Linked DNA regions of Homo sapiens: region 1 is linked to region 2. A link is a loop called in an ENCODE intact Hi-C map of the cell type or tissue named here. Cell type or tissue: Caco-2. All regions are shown on one strand. Links, peaks and the distances in the headings refer to the core of each region. The heading gives the core; the rest is flanking DNA.

What was found. Peaks named below come from ENCODE experiments on the same cell type or tissue, not always from the same donor. Only the 100,000 strongest peaks of a DNase experiment are listed, where the experiment ranks them.
Region 1: it touches region 2 in a loop (2.0-fold over the local background); 1 of 110 quality-filtered maps calls a loop at or near these places.

Annotation. Positions count from the first base shown.
Region 1 is chr2:150,084,534-150,097,596 of GRCh38, forward strand. No RefSeq gene overlaps it. Among named protein-coding and RNA genes, the nearest start is that of LINC01818, 78 kb to the right of the region's middle. In Caco-2, for the core only: no CTCF peak of the experiment used is centred there; DNase peaks (open chromatin) are centred at 4,268 and 5,698.
Region 2 is chr2:150,303,466-150,316,528 of GRCh38, forward strand. All of the region lies in intron 2 of LINC01818 (long intergenic non-protein coding RNA 1818), which reads left to right. Among named protein-coding and RNA genes, the nearest start is that of LINC01817, 53 kb to the left of the region's middle. In Caco-2, for the core only: no CTCF peak of the experiment used is centred there; a DNase peak (open chromatin) is centred at 6,386.

The DNA of each region.
Region 1 (13,063 bases), core at 1,793-9,792, 220 kb before region 2:
TTTTCCATAAAAAAGTGAATAAAGTATAAAATTTTTAAAGTTGAGAAAAGGACAACTAAATAAATGTAAGAAAAAAGGAAGAAAGAAAAATAAAATAGTAGAAATAAGTAAATTAGAAAACAGGAAGCAAAAGATAAAACTATTAATTGAGTCCATGATTTGGTTTCTGGAGAGAAAAAAAGAGAGAAACATCATGAGAGCAAAAACAAGAGGAACAGAGAGAAAGAGATAGAGGAATAGTGAGCAAAATGTGGGGGGAAGAGAGAGAGAGAGCAAACCATTAGCTAAACTAATAAAAAATAAACAAAGGTATGGTGTATAAAGAGAGAAAAAAACATGAATGTACAAAATTATCTATTAGAATAGAGAAAATAGGCACAGATACAAAGAAATTTTACTTTGCTCCATTCTGTAGAAAAAAAATTTGAAAGCTAGGTTCAAAGGAACAAATTGCCAAAATATATCCTGGTAAAAATATGAAGTTAAAATGAAAAAGTTGTCAGGAGAACATCAAAAACAAAAGTACTTGGTTCAGACATTTTTTACAGTTGAATCTATAAAATCTGTAAGAAATAAGAAATCTAATCTTATCTGAAAATGTTTCAGCCTGGGCGCGGTGGCTCACGCCCATAATCCCAGCACTTTGGGAGGCCAAGGCGGTTGGATCACCTGAGGTCAGGAGTTTGAGACCAGCCTGGCTGACATGGTGAAACCCTGTCTCTACTAAAAATAAAAAAAAAAATAGCCAGACATGGTGGTGCACACCTGTTGTCCCAGCTACTTGGGAGGCTGAGACAGGAGAATCACTTGAACCCAGAAGGTGGAGGTTGCAGTGAGCTAAAATCATGCCATTGGCTCCAGCCTGGGTGACAGAGCCAGACTCCATCTCAAATAAAATGAAAAAAAAAAAAAAGGAAAATGTTTTTGAAAATAGAGAAAAAAGGTAAAGTTTATGTACTTGTTTTATGAAGCTCCTGTTACCAAAACCTGACAAAATAGCATGGTGCAATAAAATTAAATAAAAACATTATTTTATTATAGCAAAAACCAAAAGCAGCATATTGTCAAATAAACCACAGTCACATGCTATAAGATAATGTACCACAAACATATGGAGTTTATACCAGGAATGCAGGGATAGTTCAATATACGGTGCTCTAGTAACACAATGTGCATAATTAGAGATCCCAGGACAGCACTCATTTGACTATCTCCATAAATGCCAAAAGGCATTTGATAAATGTCTTTTATAACAGAAATTGATTTATAATCTCCCAATAATAACATTGAATCGACATAAGCTCAATGGTAAAATACTAAAAAAATTTTCATTAAAATGAGATATAAGCTAGATGTCTACCATCTTTATTAGTTTTAATTTTCTGTAAGCATTAGAAATACCCTTAGCCAAAACAGAATAATAAGAAGCATAATGATTAGAAGGAATGACGCTAACTTATTATTATTATTTTATTTATTTATTTTTTTTTGAGACGGAGTCTCACTCTGTAGCCCAGGCTGGAGTGCAGTGGCGCGATCTCGGCTCACTGCAAGCTCCGTCTCCTGGGTTCACGCCATTCTCCTGCCTCAGCCTCCCAAGTAGCTGGGACTACAGATGCCCACCACCATGCCTGGCTAATTTTTTTGTATTTTTAGTAGATACAGGGTTTCACCGTGTTAGCCAGGATGGTCTCAATCTCCCGACCTCATGATCCACCCCTCTTGGCCTCCCAAAGTGCTGGGATTACAGGTGTGAGCCACCACGCCTGGCCAATTTTTATTATTTGCAGATAAGTTTTGACAAATGAGGAAAAACAACTATAACACCATTATAATTAAACATTCAGTAGCTTGACTGTAGAAGATTAATATACAATTGTTTTTCTAAATGTAAATCATAATTGGTAGGAAAATATAATGGAATAAAAATTCCATCTATTAAAAAAAGGTAAAATACCTAGAAACAAATGCCCCAGATCTATTTGGAAGAAAACAAAAACAAAAACAACAACTTCACTGTTGCATCTAAAAGACTTAAGTAAATATGAAGAAGTGACTTATTCTCAGATAACAGTGATCAGCTTTCTATCAATAGAATAGTGTTTCTCGACTGTATTTTCATTGTAGTCTTTCTAAGGAGATTTTTAAAAATATTTTTTTCTTAATCACTTCCTCCCATTAGATTTTAATACTACAGGTATACTAAATATATATTTTTTTATTTATTACATATATATCTGTTCTTTAAACATAAAAAGAGTAAGTGTTTTTCTCTCCAAACCAATCTTTGTCCTTTTAGGGGTAATATCACCTCTGTTCAGAATATACAAAATAGACCTTCTCCCTTAATTAATTCATAACTTTAATTCAGTCACAATCAAAATACCAACAATAATTTTTGACAAGAATTCCAATTTATAAGACTGCAGAAAAGTTTCAAAGAATAAGAATAATAATAAATACTAGGCCTTCTAATTATTAGACATATTATAGGATACCAGTAATAAACATTCTATAATAGATTTTCCAGAGTAGACATTTCATAAATAGAGCCAATACATGGTGAAATTTAATTGTGATCAAAAAATGAATTATCAAAAAAATGGAATTGGAACAAATAACTAGCCAGAGGAGTAAGACTGAGAAGTTGGGTCTCTAATCACACTTTTTATACAAAAATAAATAAAATGGTTTAAAGGTTTTAATGCAAAATGAGATACTATATAAGTAATAGGAGAAAATATAGGATAATTATTTATAGCTTCTTGGAGGAAAAGCCTGTGGAGTAAGAAACAAAACCCAGAAAACATAATAAAATTAAACTCTTTGCATAAAAATTAAAATATTTGCATGGTTAAAACACCATAAACTTAAAAGACAAAACATACCAGAATAAAATATATTTGCATTGTATATGGAAAAAGGCTATATCCATAAGATACATTGAGCTCTAGTAAATCAGTGAAAAAAATAGCAATGATCCCAGAGAAATGGACAAGAAACGCAGAAGAAAAGGAATACAGTTTATAAATGTAAGAGAAAAATGTTTATCCTCAAAATAAAACTTGAGGGAGACTTTTTTTTCATGTATCAAAGTGGCAAGGGTCAAAATATTTTGTAAAATAGTGTGTCACCGGGATTGTGTAGAAACAGAAATTCTTACCCATTGTTATTGGATGTATAAATCAGCAAAGTTTATGTTTAGCATAATTTGTCAATTTCTATGAAAAGTAAAAATTTACATACCCCTTGACCAATATTTTCAGATCTAAGTATTTATACTACAGATATATTGATACATTGTCTTTGTAATTCAAGACTCTTTTTTCAAGAATGTTTATTGCAGCATTTTTGTAACAGCAAAGAAGCGCTAAATATCCAATAATAAGAGAAATAATAATAAGAGAGGGAAAGGTAGAGAGAGTTGAGGACAGAAGATATCCATATATAGAGAGATACTCTATACAGATCTCTCTATATAGATAGGTATCTCCTATCTCTCTCTCTATATATATATGTATATATATAAAATGTATATCTTTTCTCTTATTATTGGATATTTAGCGCTTTGCTCTTACAACAATGCTGCAGTAAACATTCTTGAAAAAAGAGTCTTGAACTACAAAGACAATGTATCAATATATCTGTAGTATAAATACTTAGATCTGAAAATATTGGTCAAGGGGTATGTAAATTTCTACTTTTCATAGAAATTGACAAATTATGCTAAACATAAACTTTGCTGATTTATACATCCAGTAACAATGGGTAAGAATTTCTGTTTCTACACATTCCCGGTGACACATTTTATATACATATATATATATGTGTGTGTGTGTGTATATATACATTTATTTATAAATATATATTTATATAAATACATTTATAATTATATATGAATGTATTTATATAAAACTTTATATATAAATTATATAATAACTTTATGTATGTATATAACTTTATATATATAGAGAGAGTGAGAGAGTATCTTTCTATATAGGTAGATATCTCCTACCGAATCTGTTTCTCTGGAGAACATTGATATAGTATGTTATTATACCTTTTAACAAAACTTGATGAACATGTTACAATTATGTAGTCAACATCTGTCTCTGGAAGGACATTCCAGAGTGTGATAATAGTGCTTGTGTAAATATGTTACTCAAAGTTTGGTTTCCTGCAGGGCAGCATCAACTGGAAGTGTGTAAGCAATGCAGACACCCAGTTCCCACCCACTCCAGACCTGTGGAATTGGAATCTGCATTTTAATAAACTTCAGCCTTTGAGAAGCAGGAGCATGGGGGATGGGGCCTGGGAGATAAGGGTTCAGATGAAAGGCGGCAACTTCTTCAGCCTAGACCCTCACGCATTGGCTGAACTTTCCTCTCTTCCCTTTCTTCAGTCCCCTCCCTCCCTAACTTGCCAGGTTCAAGGGGCACAGCTACTCTCTAGCCCCTCTCCTTTCTTACTTTCAAACCATTTCTCACATGCTGCCTATTGTGACCTTTTCTCTTAACAATTTTCTTTCCCTCTTTTGGAAGTAAATCACAGTAGTCCAATTAACTTCTTCTCATTTCTGGGATTTCCCCACCCCCAACCTTTGATGACCCCATCTCCATAACACTTAGGACCATGGGGACAGAGAGCTTGGGGTGCATAGAGCAGACACTGCCTAGTTGGCATTGCTCACTTTCCTCAGCAGTTGTCGGGTAGGGGCTGAGCTGTCCAGGAAGAGGGGTGGGATAATTTGGAAATTTTTGTTTTCATTTTTGCTTTTGTGTGCTCATATTGTGTTTTAGGTAGAAATTTTTTTTTTTTTTTTTTTTTTTTTGAGATGGAGTCTTGCTCTGTCACCCAGGCTGGAGTGCAATGGTGCAATCTCTGCTCACTGCAAGCTCTGCCTCCCAGGCTCACGCCATTCTCCTGCCTCAGCCTCCCGAGTAGCTGGGACTACAGGCGCCTGCCACCACGCCCGGCTAATTTTTTTTGTATTTTTAGCAGAGACGGGGTTTCACCGTGTTAGCCAGGATGGTCTTGATCTCCTGACCTTGTAACCCGCCCTCCTCGGCCTCCCAAAGTGCTGAGATTACAGGCGTGAGCCACCGCATCCGGCCTAGAAATTCCTTTTTTATTTTTAACGAGACAAGATTTTACTTAATGAAGGGATTTATCTCGATGCTCATAGCAGATCTTGAAAATTTTTAACTTTGGAAGCTTTTAAAAATAGCATAAATGGTTGCAGAAGTCAGTGGAAGATAAATTGATCTTATTAGAAGATACGTTACTCAATAGAGGCTCACCTGGTTTAGAGAAAAACTATAACCTAAACAGAAAGAGGAAAGAAATGCAGAAAAATGGCCTTGGAAAAAATCTAACACTGATAACACCTGAAAACTTTGCTTGTTCACAGTATTGTTAAGCTAAGGCTCTTGTAATGTTTCCAAAGAATAAATGAGCCTAAAGTCTGCTGTAACTCAATATGACCTTAAAGACTGTCTTCTAACAACTCTTATGGCTATTCAAACTACTCAGCATTCAAATGGATGCTTTAGGCTGCTGTGTGACTTAGAAAAATGAGCTCCATTTTGTAGGCAGCCCTTGCTGCTTCTGTGCTCTCACTTTGATGCTCAGGCACATTCTGCTGTGTATCACCTCCTTTATCCAAATAACCATGCTCAACATCAAAGGCCTTCCTATCTCTACTTGCCGAAACATTTTCTAAGTGCTTTAGGCCTGTGGGCCAAATTCCACCTGCCTAGCAGAGTCTAATGCCACAGACATAACTCTGCAAAGCACTTCTTATTGCAGGCAGAGCAGGGCAGATGGGACTCTGCTAATGCCAATTTTAAATATTATTTGTCTGATCCTTTTCACTCCCACAACCACAGAAAGTCAGGGCCAAGTCTCGACTTAGGTATAAAGCTGCCCCAGATAAATTTATGTTCATATTACTAGAAAAGAAGATTATTATGATGTTATAGCCTATATTACTGCAGGGATCCCACTAGCCAGGTAACTAATAATAACTTCTAGTTGGACTAGAAATCATTGGTGTTTCAGAGTACTAATTCATGAATTATTCTAAAGCATGGAGGAACCCTGTATTTTGATATACTCCTATGGTATATGTGAAGTTCTCCAATTGTGCTTTACTAATTTTATATTCATAGAAGTAAATCTGTTTTTGAAATGTAATTTTAGGTAGAATCTCAACATTTAGAATAGAAAAGTGGGATTTCTATTAAAGGAGATAAGTAAGCCCAAACGTTAAGACAGCCTGTGACCCTATGATATACTTTGAGGTACAATTATACAATCTTGGAGCTCCATAGAACATAATTTGCTAATCACTGGTCAAGATGAAACCCAAATTTAATTTTGTGTTATCAGTTTCCCTGTGTTATTTTTAGCTCTCTTGCTAGATCCATATCCTCTTGAATCCATGAGTAATTAAAACTCATAACAGTTGGAGTTTTTCTTGATTTGAGGAGACCCATATTTATAAACACCAAGCTTTTAATTTTGACCACTTGGGTTAGATTGGGTTAAAATCTTTCTAAAGTAAAATATATGTTGCCTAATGCCCTTAAATGGTGTGCTAAATACATTTTAATCTTTTTGGCTTAAATTATATGTTACTGTAGTTTAACATTTTGGAAACTATAATATATGTTACAATACTAGATAATTAATACAATACAGTAGAAAAAGCATGAGCTGTGGTGTCCATGGCATGCAGCCCCCTTAACAGCTGTGTGATCTTAAGAAAATAACCTATCCTAGTCACTTTTAAAAAATTCATATCAGAATGATACCTAATTTGCAGAGATGACTATAAAAATTACTTAGAATAATGCCTTTCCCATAGTCAGTATCAAATAACTTGGGGATGGGAGGCAGAGAGGGGAATTGATAAAGACTGCTAGCTGTCCACCCAAATCCATACCCCTCATTAGGAACTGAGTTTCCCTAGGGAGGATTTACCTTCACCACCTTTTAGGGCCATTCTCGAGTGGGGCTGTAGGGCAGCTACCAGCTATTTCTAGCTAGCACCTAGACGAAAATTGACCCTTTTCTGTTGCAGACGCACACTGCTTTCCTCCTGTTAGTTGGGTGCCGTGAACCTCTATGAGGCCAGAGGTGTGAGGTGAGAGGGAGGCAGTAATACGACACAGAGAAGCAACATAAGAGAAGGATCACTGCTCTTCAACTTACTTGTGTCCTCCAGATCTGCCAGGGTCCAATTTGCACAGGTGCCACTTCTACCAAACAACAGATTGCTGGGGGACTGCCTAACCTTGTGACTTGGGAGATCTGATGGGACCATGTAGACTCAGGTTACATAGTTAATTGATACCCCATCGTCAGAAGTCCAGTCTCTATTAGGCAAGGAGTTCCTTTGCCAACAATGAGCAGTTTTCTGTCACGCAAGGACCAGCCTTGCTCTAAACTGCTCTTTGCTTCTGTCATGATTCTTTTATTGAGGCTGGCATCCAATCACCATGGAAACCTCTAATACTAATAGATGTGCTGAATCTTGTGAGCTGAGTGACAGGGCCAATTGTACTGCGGCTAGAAGCCAAGTGACCTGATTCTTGAATCCCCATGCTGAGAGTCTGTGCTGTACGGTCATTTCTAGGTATCAACTGTCTTAGTACAGCTTCTCTGGAAAAAGTCTGAAACAAGGGCTTGTAGGCTAGGTGTTCTCTTTTTAAAAAAAAAATAAACATTGTACATATTTATGATGTCAAACATGATGTTTAGAAATATGTATACATTGTGTAATGGCTAAATCAAGCTAAGTAGCATATCTATTACCACATATACTTATCATTTTTATTTTGTGGTGAGAACATTTAAAATCTACTCTCCTAGCAATTTTTCAGTATGCAAAACATTGTCATTAGTTATAGTCATCATGTTACACAATAGATCTCCTGAACTTATTCTTCATATCTGACTGAACTGTAGTATCTACTGACCAGTATGTTGCCAGTTGCCACCCAATCTTCAGCCTCTGGTAACCACCATTTACTCTCTGTTCTTAGGAGTTTGACTATTTAAGATCCCACATATAAGTGAGATTATACAGTATTTGTCTTTCTGTGCCTGGGTTATTTATACAACATCCTCTAGGTTCATCCACATTGTCACAAATGCAAGATTTCATTCTGTTTGAAGGCAAAATAATATTCCATTGTGGATAGGTATGACATTTACTTTATCCATTTATCTGTTGATGGACACTTATGTTGATTCTATATTTTGGCTATTGTGAATAGTGCTGCAATAAACATGGGAGTGCAGATATCTCCTTGACACACTGATTTCGTTTCCTTTGGATATGCACCCAGTCGTGGAATTGCTGGATCATATGGTGGTTCTATTTGTAATTTTTTAAGGAAGCTTCATACTGCTTTCCATATGGCTGCACTAATTTACATTCCCACCAACATTGTATAGAGTTCCTTTTTCTCCACATCTTTACCAACTCTTATCTCTTATCTCTTTGGTAACAGCCATGCTAAAAGGTGTGAGGTTATATCTAATGATTATAGTTTGTTTTTTTTCTGATGATTAGAGATAGTAAGCATTTTTCATATATATACCTGTTGGTCATTTGTATGTCTTCTGAGAAATGTCTTTTCAGGTTATTTCCCATTTTTTAATTGATTTATTTATTTTCTTGCTATTGAGTTGGGTTCCTTATATATTTTGAGTATTAGCCTATTAACAGATGTATGGCTTGCAATTTTTTTCCCATTCTGTAAGTTGTCTCTTCACTGTGTTGATTGTTTCTTTTGCTGTGCATACGATTTTTAGTTTGATGCAATCTCATTTATGTATTTTTGTTTGTGTTGCCTGTGCTTTGGGGGTTATATCTAAAAAAAAAATATTTGTCCAGGCCAAGTTCAAGAAGTTTTTCCCTTATGTTTTCTCTTATGTTTAAATCTTTAACCCGTTTTTAGTTGAATTTTGTATATGGGATAAGATGAGGGTCCAATTTCATTCTTTTGTATATGAAGGTCCAATTTTCCCAGCACCATTAATTAAAGAAACTATTATTTTTCCATTATATGTTCTTGGGACCTTTGTTGAAAATCGGTTGGGTATAGATGTGTGAATTTATTCCGGGACCTTTATTCTGTCCCATTGTTCTAGATGCCTGTATTTGTGACAGTACCATGCTATTTTGATTACTATAACTTTGTAGTAGATGTGAGTTTTGGGAAGCAATCCCAGAAAACAAAGGTTGAAGTCTGGAAAGAATGAAACTGGGAAGTAGGGAAAGGCAGCCCATGGGTCATTCTCAAGCTACTCCCCACAGTGGGCAAGTAGGTATGATTTTGGCAAGGGGCCCTCTCAGGATGAACTTCAATATTGTTTAATATTTGAACTTCTGCCGAAGGAACAGAACGGGGAATGCTGTATCCACTGACTCCTGCCCCATGGGTCAAGGGTGGCCTCCAGGTATGTTGTTAAATCCAGGTTTGCTCACACATAAGAATGGCCGAGCAGGCTCCTTTTGGCATCCAGTGTGGTAATAATACCAGAGAAGACTTGAAGTAGAAAGCGAGATCCATATAGTACAATCCAGGTAAGGAGCTTTCAGGTGACACCTGCCTGCAGCTAGTCACTACGCCTACTACCAGAGTAAAAAGACAGGGCATGGCCAGGCGTGGTGGCTCACGCCTGTAATCCCGGCACTTTGGGAGGCCGAGGCAGGCCGATAATGAGGTCAGGAGACTGAGACCATCCTGGCTAACATGGTGAAACCCCGTCTCTACTAAAAATACAAAAAAAAATTAGCCAGGCGTGGTGGCAGGCGCCTGGAGTCCCAGCTACTCTGGAGGCTGAGGCAGGAAAATGGCGTGAACCCAGGAGGTGGAGCTTGCAGTGAGCCGAGATCGCGCCACTGCACTCCAGCCTGGGCAACACAGTGAGACTCTGTCTCAAAAAAAAAAAAAAAAAAAAAAAAGGCAGGGCACAAGATGTGCCCCATGTAGGTATACTATTTTCTCTAAACAAAAGGGTCACAGCGGCTGCGGCTGTGCTTTAGTAATAAAAATAATTACTATTGCTTTTATAGTTTTTGTAACATTTTTGCTTTAGATATCATTTCTCACTGCTATTGACATGTTTTCCTATGGTACTGTTTCTAACTCCCACTAAGGGTCTTTCTCTTCCACCATGCATTTGAAAGCAAATTAGTTAGGATTACACATAAATTAAGAGTAAATCAGCTTTGAGTGAAATCCTGAAATGATCCTTAAAAGTACATGTTGTTATGACTTTTGATATGTCTATTTAGTCTACACAGTGCCCACTTATTTCCTCTTAATTTCTCACTTTCTTTTACATTCTGGTTGTGTGAAATAATCAGAGAGCCAAGTTATAAATTAACATGGACTGTTGTTATGTTTGTATAATATAACTTATTATTTCTTATTGTTATTTTCTAATGAGGTCAAAAAAGTAAAAGCATGTCTCATAGCATTTTGCTAAGCATTATAGCTTTGTTATTCAAGGGTATACATTCATACAAATATATGAAATTAGTAACAAATTCGTACAAATTTGTACCAATTGCCTTTGGTTTAGGTTCATTACGTTAAAAATTTAAAAGACTGTTAAACCACAAATAATAAGATGATGTATTTTGAACAGAACTTCCAATATATGTTCCCGGTTAAAAAAAAAAAAGATATTTCTCTTGAAAATAAAACACTTAAACATCTGCTTGCTCCAAAGTGTTTTACAAAAAAAAGTAATAAGGACAAAAATAATAATGGAGGAAAAAAAGTAAACAAATTCAACTTCAGATGGCTTTTATCTTTGATGCAGGCTCTAATAGTTCAAATTAAGCAGAGACTAAAATACAAATATTGATTTTGGTGCTGGCTACATTTCCAGGGTCTTTGAAATGTTTAGAAAACAGTCTGCACATTTCATTTCCTTTTTGTTTGGACAGCACATTGTTGCCAGTATTTCTTTGATTCGAACATCTGGAATCGCTAAAACATACAGCTGGGCAGAGCTGCCAGTGATATTTTGTTTTCTTGACTAAGAATCAGAACCTTGACCTCAACCAAGGGTAATTATCTGGGCAAGTTTAATGATGAAATCCTGAGGAGAGGTGACAAGATGAAGGCACAGGTACTGGTGACCATGGCATTTGGAACTGAGTTTGTTGCTGCACATCTCTGAGTTTTATGAGATGCTGTTGAAGACATCACACTGCCTTTGTCAAGCCTCCTGGGTCTCATGTCTGCTCACACATAGGGTAAGTCATGGCCCTCCCTCTCTGATGCTGGTCAGGGTCTTATCCACACATGCAGTAGGAGATAGAGGAGTGTAGCACATACTCTTGCCAGCAATTCACCCCAGTGCACGTACAAGACACACAAATTACCAACAGTAAAGTGCCATAAAGGAATCATCTTGTATCTGTGGAGAAAATAGCAAGAACAAAGATGGAACCTCTCCAAGTCCAACAGATTAGAAGTAGTCCAAGAAAGCAAAGAGGAGAATAAAATGCCAGTAATTTTGTTTTAATCTCAAAGTCAAAGCTTCCATTAAAAAAATTTTATGTAAATAAATACTTTAATGATAAATATAGGATAGTAAATTACTCAGATGATCTTACCTTTCATGTCATTTAAGAAACACAGAAGTGTAACTTGGTACAAATGCATTAGAAAACATTTTGGTAAACATATGCATGGCCCAGCAGTTCTACTCCTGGCAACACACCCCATGGAAACGAGTGCTTAGTTCCTCCCAGAGGCATATACAATAATGCAGGTACTGTAACAGCCCCAAACTGTAAATAACGCAAACATACATCATCAGTAGAATGGGTCAATGAATTGAGGTATAATTAAGAATGGAATATTCAAAGTAACATAAAGAACAGAACACTGTTACATACAACAAAATAGAGGAGTTTTGTTGACATGTTGTTAAGTGATAGAAGTCAGATACGAAAGAGTACAATCTATGATTCCATTTATATGAAATTTGAAAGTAGGCTAAACTAATTTCTTGTGATTAGAGGTCAGATCAGTGGTGATCTTGTGGCCAAGATACTGATTGGTAAGAAACATAGGGAGCTTGTGAGGTGCTTGAAATATTCTACATCTTGATCTTGGTATTGATTACACAGAAGTATACATGCATAAGTTAAAATTATTCTTGCTGTACATTTGCGTCCTTTATTGTAAGGCATGCTTCTATTTGAAAGAAAAGAATCACAGTGGGCAGGGTGCAGTAGCTCACACCTGGAATCCCAGCAGTTTGGTAGGCCAAGGTGTGCAGATCGTCTGAGCCCAGCATGGAGACCATCCTGGACAACATAGTGAGCCCCTGTCTCTACAAAAAATACAAAAATTAGCCAGGCCTGGTGGCATGCGCCATAGTTCCAGCTACTTGGGAGGCTGAGATGGGACAATTGCTTGAACGCAGGATGCAGAGGTTACAGTGAGTTAAGACTGTGCCACTACACAGTGGCCTAGGTGATAGGTAGAGATTCTGTCTCAAAATAAAATAAAATAAATCACAGTGGTGGACTCTAATAATACACAAAGTGTGAAATTGCTATTGCTACTGAAATTAATGACACATCAAGCCATTAATGTATTCTAAGAAAGTTCTAGTATAAGAAATTTGTTTTGTTTTGTTTTTTTAGACAGCATCTCACTCTGTTGCCCAGGCTGGAGTGCAGCAGAGCAATCTCAGCTCACTGCAACCTCCGCCTCATGCCTCAGCCTCCCGAGTAGCTGGGATTACAGGTGCACATTACTATGCCTGGCTAATTTTTGTATTTTTAGTAGAGACAGGGTTTCACCATGTTAACCAGGCTGGTCTCTAACTCCTGATCTCAGGTGATCTGCCTGCCTAGGCCTTCCAAAGTGCTGAGATTATAGGTGTGAGCCACCGTGCGTGGTCTACTATGAGAATAATCCTTAAATTATATAAATGTTTCCGGACCCAAGCATCCAAATGAACAAAGTCACTTAAAGCAGTCAGTTTAGAGGCCACAGTTCAAATTATGCTGACATTG
Region 2 (13,063 bases), core at 3,247-11,246:
AGCTTTTTTGTTCAGGCGCAATTTCTGCTTTATTTCAGAGGTCCCTTTTTACTTCCTCTTTTTTTCAACATCCATGTAAGTAAATGTTTATAATTTTTTTTCTGATGAAATCCTTAGTATGTCTTTTTCAGGCTGAACTGTGTCTGATATGATGTCATTATCTAATGTGTACATTTGATAATGCTACTGTCTGTTGGTTGATTCTCTTGTTCTGTTGATATATTGTCTTGTTTCCTATATACTTGGTTATCTTTGTTTGAGTGCTAAAATCTCTGCAAGAAAAACTATAGAGATAATTTGAGGCTGGGTGTGGTGGCTCATGCCTGTAATCCCAGCACTTTGGGAGGCTAAGGCTGGTGGATCATTTGAAGTTAGGAGTTCGAGACCGGCCTGGCAAACACGTTGAAACCCCATTTCTACTAAAAATACAAAATTAGCTGGGTGGTAGTGGTATTACATGCCTGTAATCCCAGCTACTCGGGAGGCTGAGGCAGGAGAATTGCTTGAGCCTGGGAGGCAGAGCTTGTGGTGAGCTGAGATCACACCACTGTACTCCAGTCTGGGCAACAGAGTGAAACCCTGTCTCAAATAAATAAATAAATAAATAAATAAATAAATAAATAAATAAAATAATTTGAAGATCTGTGTTCTTTAGAGCAGAAGCTGGCAAGCTTTTTCTTTGAAGTTCAGGTGGTAAACATTATTGACTGCAGGCTTTATGGTTTCTGTTGCAACTGCTCAACTTTAACATTGTAGTGTGAAAAGTATTATATAAAATATGGAAATAAATGAATGAGCCTGGCTATGTTCCAATAAAGCTTTATTTAAAAACAGTCATCTGGCTGGATTTAGCTTAAGGGCTGCAGTTTGCTGACCCTCATTCTAGAGAGAATTTACTGTTGTCTCTGATAAATTGATAATCAAGGTGCACTAGCAATCGGATGCTACCTTATTCCAATAAGAAATTGAGATAATTCAAAGCTAGACTTCTGTTCTCATTAAAGCTGATCTGTATTGTATTCATCTAAATCCTTATTGATTAGAACAGGGTTTCTCAAAACTGGCACTATTTTGGGCCAGATAATTCTTTGTTGTAGAGGGCTATCCTGTACATTGGAGAATGTTTGGGAACATCATGGTCTCCAGCCCCTACATTCAGTAACACACTCCACATTACAATTCTGATAACTAAAAAGTCTCCAGTGATGGCCAAACAGCCTTGGGGGCAACAAAATTGCCCCTAGTCAAGAACCACTGGCCTGAGGGTCCCCTTGATGGTCAGATCTACCTCCATTTATTATTCTCCTAATGTTCCTCATGCTGTATACCTTGAAAGCTCTGCTCAGGTTCTCAACTTTCAGCCACCTCTTTAAGAATGGGATGACTACTTTAGTGTAAACTCACCCCAAATATTCATCTCATCCCTTTGGATTTTCTTCTCCTGGGCTTTGGCACACTCTTGTTTTCTAATACACCTTTTCTGTGTTCTATTTTAGATTTTTTTTTCAAGTTTAGTAGCCTGCTATTACTATAAGTAGAACACCCAATATATAGCACTTTTTTTGTTTGTTTTTTGAGATGGAGTTTCACTCTTGTTGCCCAGGCTGGAGGGCAATGGCACCATCTCAGCTCACTGCGACCTCCACCTCCTGAGTCCAAGTGATTATCCTGCTTCAGCCTTCCAAGCCGCTGGGATTGCAGGTACCTGCCATCACGCCCAGCTAATTCTTTTGTATTTTTAGTAGAGACGGGATCTCTCCACGTTGGCTATGTTGGTCTTGAACACCTGACCTCAGGCGATCCACCTGCCTTGGCCTCCCAAAGTGCTTGGATTAAGGCATGAGCCACTGTGCCAAGCCATATAGAGCACTTTTAATGGATTTTGTTTCCTAAATTTGTCTTTCATTAAATGTAATTGGCAGTGGAAAAAAAGTTCAATAGATTCTTAATAGATTCCAGTTATACTAAATGTCAAATTTATTTTAACTTTTCTATGTACATTAGTCAGTTAATTATAATGTTATTATCCAACTTAAAATTAAATAATTCAATTTCCCTGGGGAAAAAAATAGACTACATGCTAGGCTTTTCAAAGTCAATTTGGAAATCTAATCTTGATATAATTTATTTATTAATCATAATTTAGTACTAAAATAAAACGTGTATATTATTTAAAGATATTAGATTTTGTAATGGATAAAAATGATTTAAGTAAAAATTTTAAAGAAAATTAAGCTTTAGTTTTTTCCTAGAATAGTGCTAATTGAATTTGTTGTAGTTTTAATTATGTCATTATCAAGGACTTAATATGTTCAGTGTACCTGGGTCTTTTATTGACAACCTGTGTGACATTGATCTATTTGCTTAGTCTTTCTGGAACTTAGTTTTATTTCTATAAAATAAGTGCTAGCAAACATGTTTTGAACACAATTTATGCACAGCATTGGTTTAGGTATTTACATGTATTAATTTGAGTAATGCTTATAGTAACCATATGAGTTTGCCACTATTAATATGCCCACTCTTCAGATAAAGAAACTCATTTAATAAATAGAAATTTTATATTAATTTTATAAAATTTTATAAATATAAATGTACTGCTTACATTTGATATAACATGACAAAAGATTAGAGTTGGAGATTTGGCATGATGAATTCTGTTTAACTTATAAAGTTACTGTTAAACAGCTTTACTTGAATGTAACTTTGTAAAACAAATTGCAACATACATTGAAACTAACATTATAAAATACCTTGCTCAGTGATATTTTAGATGACCATTTTCCTGTAATGTTTGGATGTGCCCATATATCCAATTTAAAACTACTAACATATTTTATTGCTTTTAAGCAAAGATTTAGCCAATCAATATCAAGATAGTACTTACATTCTCTTAATCAGATTTGCTTTTCCAAAACTAGGTATTTTAAAAATAATATTCTGTGATTTGTCATCTGTAATTGGCCACCTGTAATCCTGTGCATGAGCTTCAACCAACTCCAAAACAAAAAACACTGCTTTAATTTTCTCTACCCTTGAAGGGTTAGTCAACTTCCAAGAATCAGATTGATAAATCATAAAACTGTATTTTTAAAACATTCATTTGCTCACTAACAATTTTTACAACACAAATCATTAAAAACTTGTGTATGTGTATTGAATGGCTAACCTATGTTTATGGTATAAAAGTAAAAGGGTATCCAGTGAGAAGTAAGATTACATCCTATCTCCTTCTCCAGATACTGAGTTCCCTTCCTTAGATTCCACTACTGGAAATTAGGCAAGCATTTGAGAACAACTACAGTAACTAATTTTGAAGTAGCATTTTTCTTACAAGAATCATATTCTATCTTACATATAGTGTATTATAGCTTTTATAGTTTCTTAACATACTTATTCTTTAATAATCATTTGCTCAATGGCTAATAGTTTCAAGGTGATGTTTAAATCAATAGTTTTAAATTTAATGCATATTTAAATTCAACAAGAAGATTTTTAAAGAATACTTTATTACCCAGCCAAACCAACTAAGTTGAAATCTTGGAGATGAAACGTTGAGGCATTAAGCTGAAAAAAAAATCAGATTTAAAAAAGGATTTTTAAACTGTCCAGTGGATTCTAATGCACACCAGATTAAACATGGCACCTCACACCCAACACTGGAATGTATAAAAATATATTTGGCACCAGATTTTTTCCCAAGTTGCTAATAATTAAGTGGGTAAAATATCCATGGTGTATTATAATGTTTAAAAGCTGGCTATCTGAACAGAAAGCCTTCATTTGTAGCATTTGCTGATTTTCATGGTGTAAATGCGTTCATCATGCCCAATTTAAAGCTTACAACATGACTCACTGTAAATGCAGAGTTGGGAAGAAATGCAAAACAGCACACCATTACATAATAGGTTATAGAAATAACCTCAAAATCACAAGTAATAATAAAATGGAGTAAAATAATTAGGAAATAATGAGTTTTAATTATTTATTGTATATATTTTAATATGATGTATTTAGTTGTCAGTTTAAATATATTTATATAATCTTTAATAATGGCAGTCTTTACCAGTCAGCTCACAAAATCCTCCAAAGTTTAAAAATCAGTTTTTGCAAGGCTGTACAAGTGAGCTCTGACAAACCACCACCTCTAATACATACTAATATGTGAACTATAATAGATATTGGAAAAGAAAATAGGCACCATGGAAGCATATTACCTTCTTTCCTCCTGAAAACCACTTCATAGAGGTGATAAAGTGCCTATTACCCTCTTTTTTATTGGTGAGGCTATAAAAACTCCCAGAGATCTCAATTTGCCCCTTCCTGAGTAAGCCACAGATCTGAACCAGATCACTGCCACATGACTCCCATTCACTGTCATTACCAACAAGTCTTTTAAGGATCATCCTAGAAACAAAAAAAATATAAATATGGGAACTATTTTTTAAAAAGGATTTTAATTATTGACATATCTATATTTAAAAGTTGTCCATGCTAATCGTCACTAATCATTGAGCTGATTTCCCTTTAATGATGAAGCTTAGAATAATATTTCACACAGAAGCTCCCTGCATTATTAACTAATAAACATTCACCAAGCACTTACCTTATATTCTGCTTGAGACATAAGGGCAGCAAAAGGAATACAAGCTTTGATGTCTACACTCAAGAAGCTTTCAGTCTTATTGATCCCCAAAATAGCAAAAACATAAAGCAAGCCAATTTATTTTAAATAAAATTACTAACTTGGAGTGTGACGAAAAATTCTAGCAAGTCAGAGAATGCTCAAGACGTTGTGTTTGATGAAGGAGAGAAGACTAGAGTTGGACCTTCAAAAATGGATAAGTGTCTGTCCTAAAGGGAGAAAAAAATTATCTCAGACAGCATGAGACTTCTTAATTTCCTCACTTCTCACACCTGCTTGTTTTGGAATGGCATTAGGGCTCAGCCCTGGCACCCCTGTCTGATCACTCAATGGTTATGACTATGCAGATCTTACTGAACACTGACAAAGGGGTGGTCTGAATCAACTTGATTTGCCTACAGAGTTGTGTGGCTACAAGCAAAAATGTTCCCCACTTACTTTCACCTTTGATAATATTGGGAAATATTTATTTGTGCCTTTATTGAAAATACATTTTCCAATAAAGGCCTCCTAATTGTGAATAGCGAGTCAGGTCTCTACACTCCCTTACCTATGTTTTTAACACTCTCTTTGATTTCAGATAGGTATATAGTAGAGAGATGGGGACAGGAAAGGGCTTGGGATCAAACAGAACAGCACAGTTCTTAGGTACATTGGAATTCTATAGTGCTAGCTATAATGTAGCCAGGGTCAAAACTAAAGGAACCAAATGCCCAAAGCACATTTTAAAGGAGGGAAATAATGAAATTTTAAAAAGTTATCAAGCTGGGGCCAAGATGGTTGATTAGAAGCAGCTGCAGTCTGTGGCACTCATAGAAGGAAAAAAAAATGAGGCACATAAATACAGGACCTTCAACTGAAATATCCAGGTACTTGCACTGGGACTGATCAGAGAAACAACTCGACCCATGGAGATCAAAGAAAAGCAGGGTGGGGCGATGGCCCACTGGGGAGCAACAATGAGCCAAGGGAAACTCCACCCCCAGCCAAGGGAAGCAGAGAGTGATTGGGTTACCCCAGGAAACCACACTTCTCCCACAAATCTTTGCAACCCACGGATCTGGAGGTCCCCTTGTGGGTCCACGCCACCAAAGCCTTGGGTTCAAAACACAGTGCTGTGTGGAGTTTCAGCAGAGCAGCTGCTCATACACACACAGAGACCAAGGAGCTTTACAGACTGCAACCCTGGGATCCCTGGCAAGGGTGTAGGTAGTTCAGGCAAGGCAGAGGGTATGTGCATACACCTAGGAAGGGAGCTGAATCCAGGGGGCTGAGTGGTGACAGTCTGTGAGCCCCACTTCCATAGCACATCACAAGATGAGACCCACTGTCTTGGAATTCCAGCCAGCCACCAGCAACAGGGTGGAGACTGTCTGAGATGGAACAGAGTCCCCAGGGGAGTGGACTGCCATCTCTGCTGTTTGGTCAATTCAGCCATTCCAGCCTGTGGGCTTTGGAGACTCCAAACAGTCCAGATGAGGAAGGGTCCCCCCAGCACAGCACAGCTGCTTTGCCAGAATGTGGCCAGACTGTTTCTCTAAGCGGGACCCCAATTCATTCCTCCTTACTATGTGGGACCTCCCAGACAGGGCCTCCAGCTACCCCCACCTGCCCATATTCTATGGACAGAGCTCTGATCTCTCCCTGGGGAGGGGTGGGACACGACCTTGGTTGTTTGGATGACTCAACCATTCCAGCCTGCAGCCTTTGGAGAGTTTAAGCCGACAGGAGCAGAGGCAGTTCCCCAGCACAACACAGTTGTTTGGTCAAGGTGTGGCCAGACTGCTTCTGTAACTGGGACTCTGATCCACTCCTCCTTGCAGGGCAGGTCCTCCCAGCCAGGGATTCCAGCCACCCTTTTCCATGTTCTATGGCCAACAGAGTTCTAATTTCTCCCTGGGATGGAGTGCCTGGGTGACAGGGCAGGCCACCACATTGGCTGTTCCAGCATCTCAGCAGGTCCAGCCTGTGGGCCTTGGAGAGCCCAAAACAATCAGGGGTTAACGATCAGGATCCCCAACACAGCACAGCTGCTCTACCAAAAGACAGCCAGACTGCTTCTTTAAGTGGGTACCTGATCCCATTTCTCCTGACTGGGTGAGACCTCCCAACAGGTATATCCAGCCACCTCCTACAGGTGTGTTCAGGCTGGCAACATGTCAGTACTCCACTGAAATGGAGTACTCCACTGAAATGGAGCTTTCAGAGGAAGGGGCAGGTTGCCATCTTTGCTGTTTTGCAGACTTCATTGGTGATACCTCTAGGTATGGGAAAAAACCAAGGTGATAAGGATGTGGAGCAGACCCCCAGCAAACTGCAGCAGCCCTATGGAAGAGTGGCCAGGCTGAAAAAAAAAGAAAGAAAGAAAACAACAACAAAACCACAAAACCCAACCCTATCCAAAGGTCAGGAAAGTCAAAGATCAAAGGTAGATAAGCCCATAAAGATGAGACAGAGTCAATGCAAAATCACTGAAAACTCAAAAAGCTGGAGTGCCCCTTTTCCTCCAAATAGCCATAACACCCCAGCAAGGGCTCAGAACTGGGCTGAGGCTGAGATGGCTGAAATGACAAATGCAGGCTTCAGAATGTGGATAAAAACAAGCTTTGCTGGGTTAAAGAAGCATGTTGTAACCCAATGCAAAGAAGCTGAGAATCATGATAACACAATGAAGGAGCTGACAGCCAAAGTAGCCAGTTTAGAGAGAAACATAACTGACCTGATAGAGCTGAAAAACACACTCTAAGAACTTTACAATGTAATCACAAGTATTAAGAGCAGAATATACCAAATGGAGGAAGGAATCTCAGAGCTTGAAGACTATCTTTCTGAAAAAGACAGCCAGATAAGAACAGAGCAAAAAAATAAAAAGGAATGAACAAACCTCTGAGAAATATGGGATTATAGGAAGGGACCAAGATGGCCAAATTGGAACAGCTCTGGTCTGCAGCTGCCAGTGAGACCAATGCAGAAGGTGGGTGATTTCTGCATTTCCAACTGAGGTACCCAGTTCATCTCATTGGGACAGGTTAGGAAGTGGGTACAACTCATGGAGAACTAGCAGAAGCAGGGTGGGGCATCAGTTCACCCGGGAAGTGCAAGGAGCTGGGGGATCTCTCTCCCTCAGCCAAGGGAAGCCTTGAGGTACTGTGCTACCAAGCCCGAGTACTATGCTTTTCCCACTGTTTTTGCAATCCACAGAACAAGAGATTTCCTCACGAGCCTACACCATCAGGGCCTTGGTTTTTAAGCACAAAACTGGGTGGTTGTTTGGGCAGGCACCAAGCAGTTTTTTTCATACCCCAGTGGTGCCTGGAACCCCAGACAAACAGAACTGTTCACTCCCCTGGAAAACAGGCTGAAGCCAGGGAGCCAAGTGGTCTTGCTCAGTGGGTCCCAGTCCCACAGAGCCCAGCAAGCTAAGAACCATGGGCTTGAAATTCTCACTGCCAGCACAGCAGTCTGAAGTTGACCTGGGATGATTGAGCTTGGTGGGAGGAGGGGTATCCACAATTACTGAGGCTTTAGTAGGCAGTTTTCCCCGGACAGTGCAAGGAGGTTGGGAGGTTTGGACCAGGCAGAATTCACCACAGTGTGGCAATGCGGCTGTGGCCAGACTGCTTCTCTGCATTCCTTCTCACTTGGGCAGGGCATCTCTGAAGGAAAGGCAGCAGCCCCAGTCACGGGCTTACAGATAAAAGGCTCATCTCCCTGGACAGAGCACCTGAGGGAAGGGGTGGCTGTGGGTGCAGCTTCAGTGGACTTAATCTTTCTGGCCTGCTGGCTCTGAAGAGAGCAGCTGATTCTGATAAGGGGGATTCCCCCAGCACAGCACACCAGCTCTACTAAGGGACAGACTGCCTCCTCAAGTTGGTCCCTGACCCCTGTGCCTCCTGTGCCTCCTGACTGGGAGAGACCTCCCAACAGGGATCAACAGATACCTCATACAGGAGAGTTCTGGCTGGCATCAAGCTGGTGCCCCTCTGAGACAAAGCTTCCAGAGGAAGGAGCAGATAGCAATCTTTGCTGTTCTGCAGCCTCCTCTGGTGATACCCAGGTGAACAGGGTTTGGAGTGGACCTCCAGCAAACTGCAGCAGACCTGCAGAAGAGGGGCCTGACTAACTAACAAACAGAAAGCAACAACATCAACATCAACAAAAAAGACCCCCCCCCCCACCCCGCGCAGAAACCCCTTCCAAAGATCAACATTCAAATTCAGGAAATGCAGAGAACCCCAGTAAGATACTCCATGAGAAGTTCATCCCAAAGACATATGGTCTTCAGATTCTCCAAGGCCAAAATGAAAGTGAAAAGGTTAAGGGCAGCAAGCGAGAAAGGCTAGGTCACCTACAAAGAGAAGCCCATCTGACTAACCACAGACTTCTCAGTGAAAACCCTACAAACCAGGAGAGATTGGGTGCCAATACTCAACATTCTTAAAAAAATAAAAAGAATTTCCAATCCAGAATTTCGTATCTGGCCAAACTAGGCTTCATAAGTGGAGAAATAAGATCATTTTCAGACAAGCAAATGCTAAGGGAATTCATTACCACCAGACCTGCCTTCCAAGAGCTCCTGAAGGAAGCACTGAATATGGAAAGGAGAAATGGTTACCAGCCAATACAAAAACACACTGAAGTACACAGACCAGTGACACTATGAAGCAACCACATAAACAAGTCTATAAAATAACCAGCTAGCATCATGATGACAGGATCAAATCCACACATAGCAATACTAACCTTAAATGTAAATGTGCTAAATCCCTTTAATAAAAGATACAGAATAGCAAGCTGGATAAATAACCAAGACTCATAGGTATGCTGTCTTCAGGAGACCCATCTCACATGCAAAGACACATAATAGATTCAAAATAAGGGGATGGAGGGAAATTTACCAAGCAAAAGGAAAACAGAAAAAAGCAGGGGTTGCAATCTTAGCTTCTGACAAAATAGAATTTAAACCAACAAAGATAAAAAAAGACAAAGAAGGGCATGACATAATGGTAAAGGGGTAAATTCAACAAGAAGAGCTAACTAACCTAAATATATATGTGCCCAATACTGGAGCACCAAGGTTCATAAAGCAAGTTCTTAGACAAGAGACTTAGATTCTCAAACAATAATACTGGGAGGCTTTAACACCCCATTGACAGTATTATACAGATCATTGAGACAGAAAATTAACAAGATAGTCAAGACCTGGACTCAGCTCTGGATCAAATGGACCTGACAGATATCTCCACCAAAAGACAGACGTCTCCACCCGAAAACAACAGAAATATACATTCTTTTCATCCCCACACCTATTCTAAAATTGTTCACATAATTGGAAGTAAAACACTCCTCAGCAAATGCAAAGTAACTGAAATCATAACAAACAGTCTCTCAGACCACAGCACAATTAAATTAAAACTCAAGATTAATAAATTCACCAAAAACCATGCAACTACATGGAAATTGAACAACCTGCTCCTGAATGACTTTTGGGTAAATAATGACATTAGGGCAGAAATCAAAAAGTTCTTTGAAACTAATGAGAACAAAAGTACAGTGTACTAGAATATGTGGGACACAGCTGAAGTAGCGTTAAGAGGGAAACTAAATGCCCACATCAAAAAGCTAGAAAGCTAGAAAGCTCTCAAGTTAACAACTAACATCACAACTAAAAGAAGTAGAGAACCAAGAGCAAACAAACTTTAAAGCTAGCAGAAGACAATAAGTAACCAAGCTCAGAGAAGAACTGAAGGAGACAGAGACACAAAAAACCCTTCAAAAAAATCAACAAATCCAAGAGTTGTTTTTTGTAAAAAATTAATAAAATAGATAGACTGCTAGCTAAACTAATGAAGAAAAGAGAGAAGATTCAAATAAACACAATCAGAAATGATAAGGGGCCTATCACTGCTTACCCCACAGAAATAAACAACCATCAGAGAATACTATAAACACATCTATGCACATAAACTAGAAAACCTGGAAGAAATGGATAAATTCCTGGGCACATGCACTCTCCCAAGTCTGAACCAGGAAGACATTGAATCCCTGAATAGACCAATAATGATTTCTGAAATTGAGGCAGTAATAAATATCCTACCAACCAAAAAAATTCCAGGACCAGATGGATTCATAGCTGAATTCTACCACAGGTACAAAGAAGAGCTGATAGCATTTCTACTGAAACTATTTCAAAAAATTGAAAAGAAAAACTCATTCTATGAGACCAGGATCATCCTGATACCAAAACCAGGCAGAGATACAACACAAAAGGAAAACTTCAGGTCAATATCTTTGATGAACATCGATGCAAAATTCCTCAACAAAATACTGGCAAACTGAATCCAGCAGCACATCAAAAAGCATATCCACTATAACCGAAGTGGTCTTCATCCCCAGGATGCAAGATTGGTTCAGCATATGCAAATCAATAAATGTGATTCATCACATAAACAGAACTAAAGACAAAAACCACATGATTATCTCCATAGATGTATTAGAAAAGTCCTTTGATAAAATTCAACAGCCCTTCATGTTAAAATTCTCAATAAACTAGATATTGAAGGAACATACCCCAAAATAATAAGAGCCATATATGTTGGACCTGCAGCCAATATCATACTGAACGGGCTAAAACTGGGAGCATTCCCCTTGAAAACCAGCATAAGACAAGGATGCCCTCTCTCACCACTCCTATTCAACATAATGTTGAAAGTTCTGGCCAGGGCAATCAGGCAGAGAAAGAAATAAAGAATATTCAAATAGGAAGAGAGGAAGTCAAGCTATCTTTGTTTGCAGATGACATAATCTTATATCTAGAAAACCTCATCATCTCAGCCCAAAAGCTTCTTTTTTTTTTTTTTTTTTTTTTTTTTTGAGATGGAGTCTTGCTCTTTTGTCCAGGCCAGACTGCAGTGGTGCTATCTCAGCTCACTGCAAGCTCCGCCTCCCAGGTTCACACCATTCTCCTGCCTCATCCTCTGGAGTAGCTGGGACTACAGGTGCCTGCCACCGTGCCTGGCTAATTTTTTGTATTTTTAGTAGAGACAGGGCTTCACCATGTTAGCCAGGATGGTCTCGATCTCCTGACCTCATGATCCACCCGCCCCGGCCTCCCAAAGTGCTGGGATTACAGGCATGAGCCACCGCACCCGGCCCCAAAAGCTTCTTAGTCCGATAAGCAACTTCAGCAAAGTCTCAGGATACAAAATCAATGTACAACAATTGCTAGCATTCCTATACACCAACAACAGGCAAGCAGAGAGCCAAATAACAAATAAACTCCTATTCACAATTGCCACAAAAAGAATAAAATACCTAGGAATATAGCTAACAAGGGAAGTGAATAACCTCTTCAGGGAGAACTACAAATCCCTGCTCCATTAAATCAGAGATGACACAAAAAAGTGTAAAAACATTCCATGCTTACAGATAGGAAGAATCAATATAATGAAAATGCCCACATTGCCCAAAGCAATTTATAGATTCAATGCTATTCCCATTAAACTAGCACTGACATTCTTCACATCATTAGAAAAAACTGTTTTAAAATTTATATGAAACCAAAAAAGAATAGCCAAGGAAATCCTAAGCAAAAAGAAAAAAGCTGGAGGCATCACACTACCCAACTTTAAACTATACTACAGTACTACAATTGCCAAAATGGCATGGTACTGTACCAAAACAGGCACACAGAGCAATGGAACAGAAAAGAGAACCCAGAAATAAGACCACACACATCTACAACCATCTGATCTTCCACAAACCTTACAAAAACAAGCAATGGGGAAATGATTCCCTATTTAATAAATGGTGCTGGGAGAACTGGCTAGTGATATGCAGAAAATTGAAACTGGACCTCTTCCATACACTATATACAAAAATGAATTTGAGATAGAGTAAAGACTTAAATGTAAAACCCAAAACTATAAAAACCCTAGAAGAAAACCTCGGCAATACCATTCAGGACATAGGCATGGGCAAAGATTTCATGACAAAGATGTCAAAAGCAATTGCAACAAAAGCCAAAATTGACAAATGGGATCTAATTAAACTAAAGAGCTTCTGCACAGAAAAAGAAACTATCAACAGAGTAACTAGACAACCTACAGAGTGAAAGAAGATTTTTGCAATCTATTTATCTGACGAAGGCTAATATTCAGCATCTATCAGAACCTAAACAAATTTACAAGACAAAAACAACCCCATTAAAAAGTGGGCAAAAGACATGAACAGACACTTTTCAAAAGAAGACATACATGCAGCCAAGAAACATGTGAAAAGAAGCTCAACATCACTGATCATTAGAGAAATGCAAATCTAATACACAATGAGATACCAACTCAAACTACTCAGAATAGCTACTATTAAAAAGTCAAAAAAACAACAGCTGCTGGCAAGTTTATGGAGAAAAATGAATGC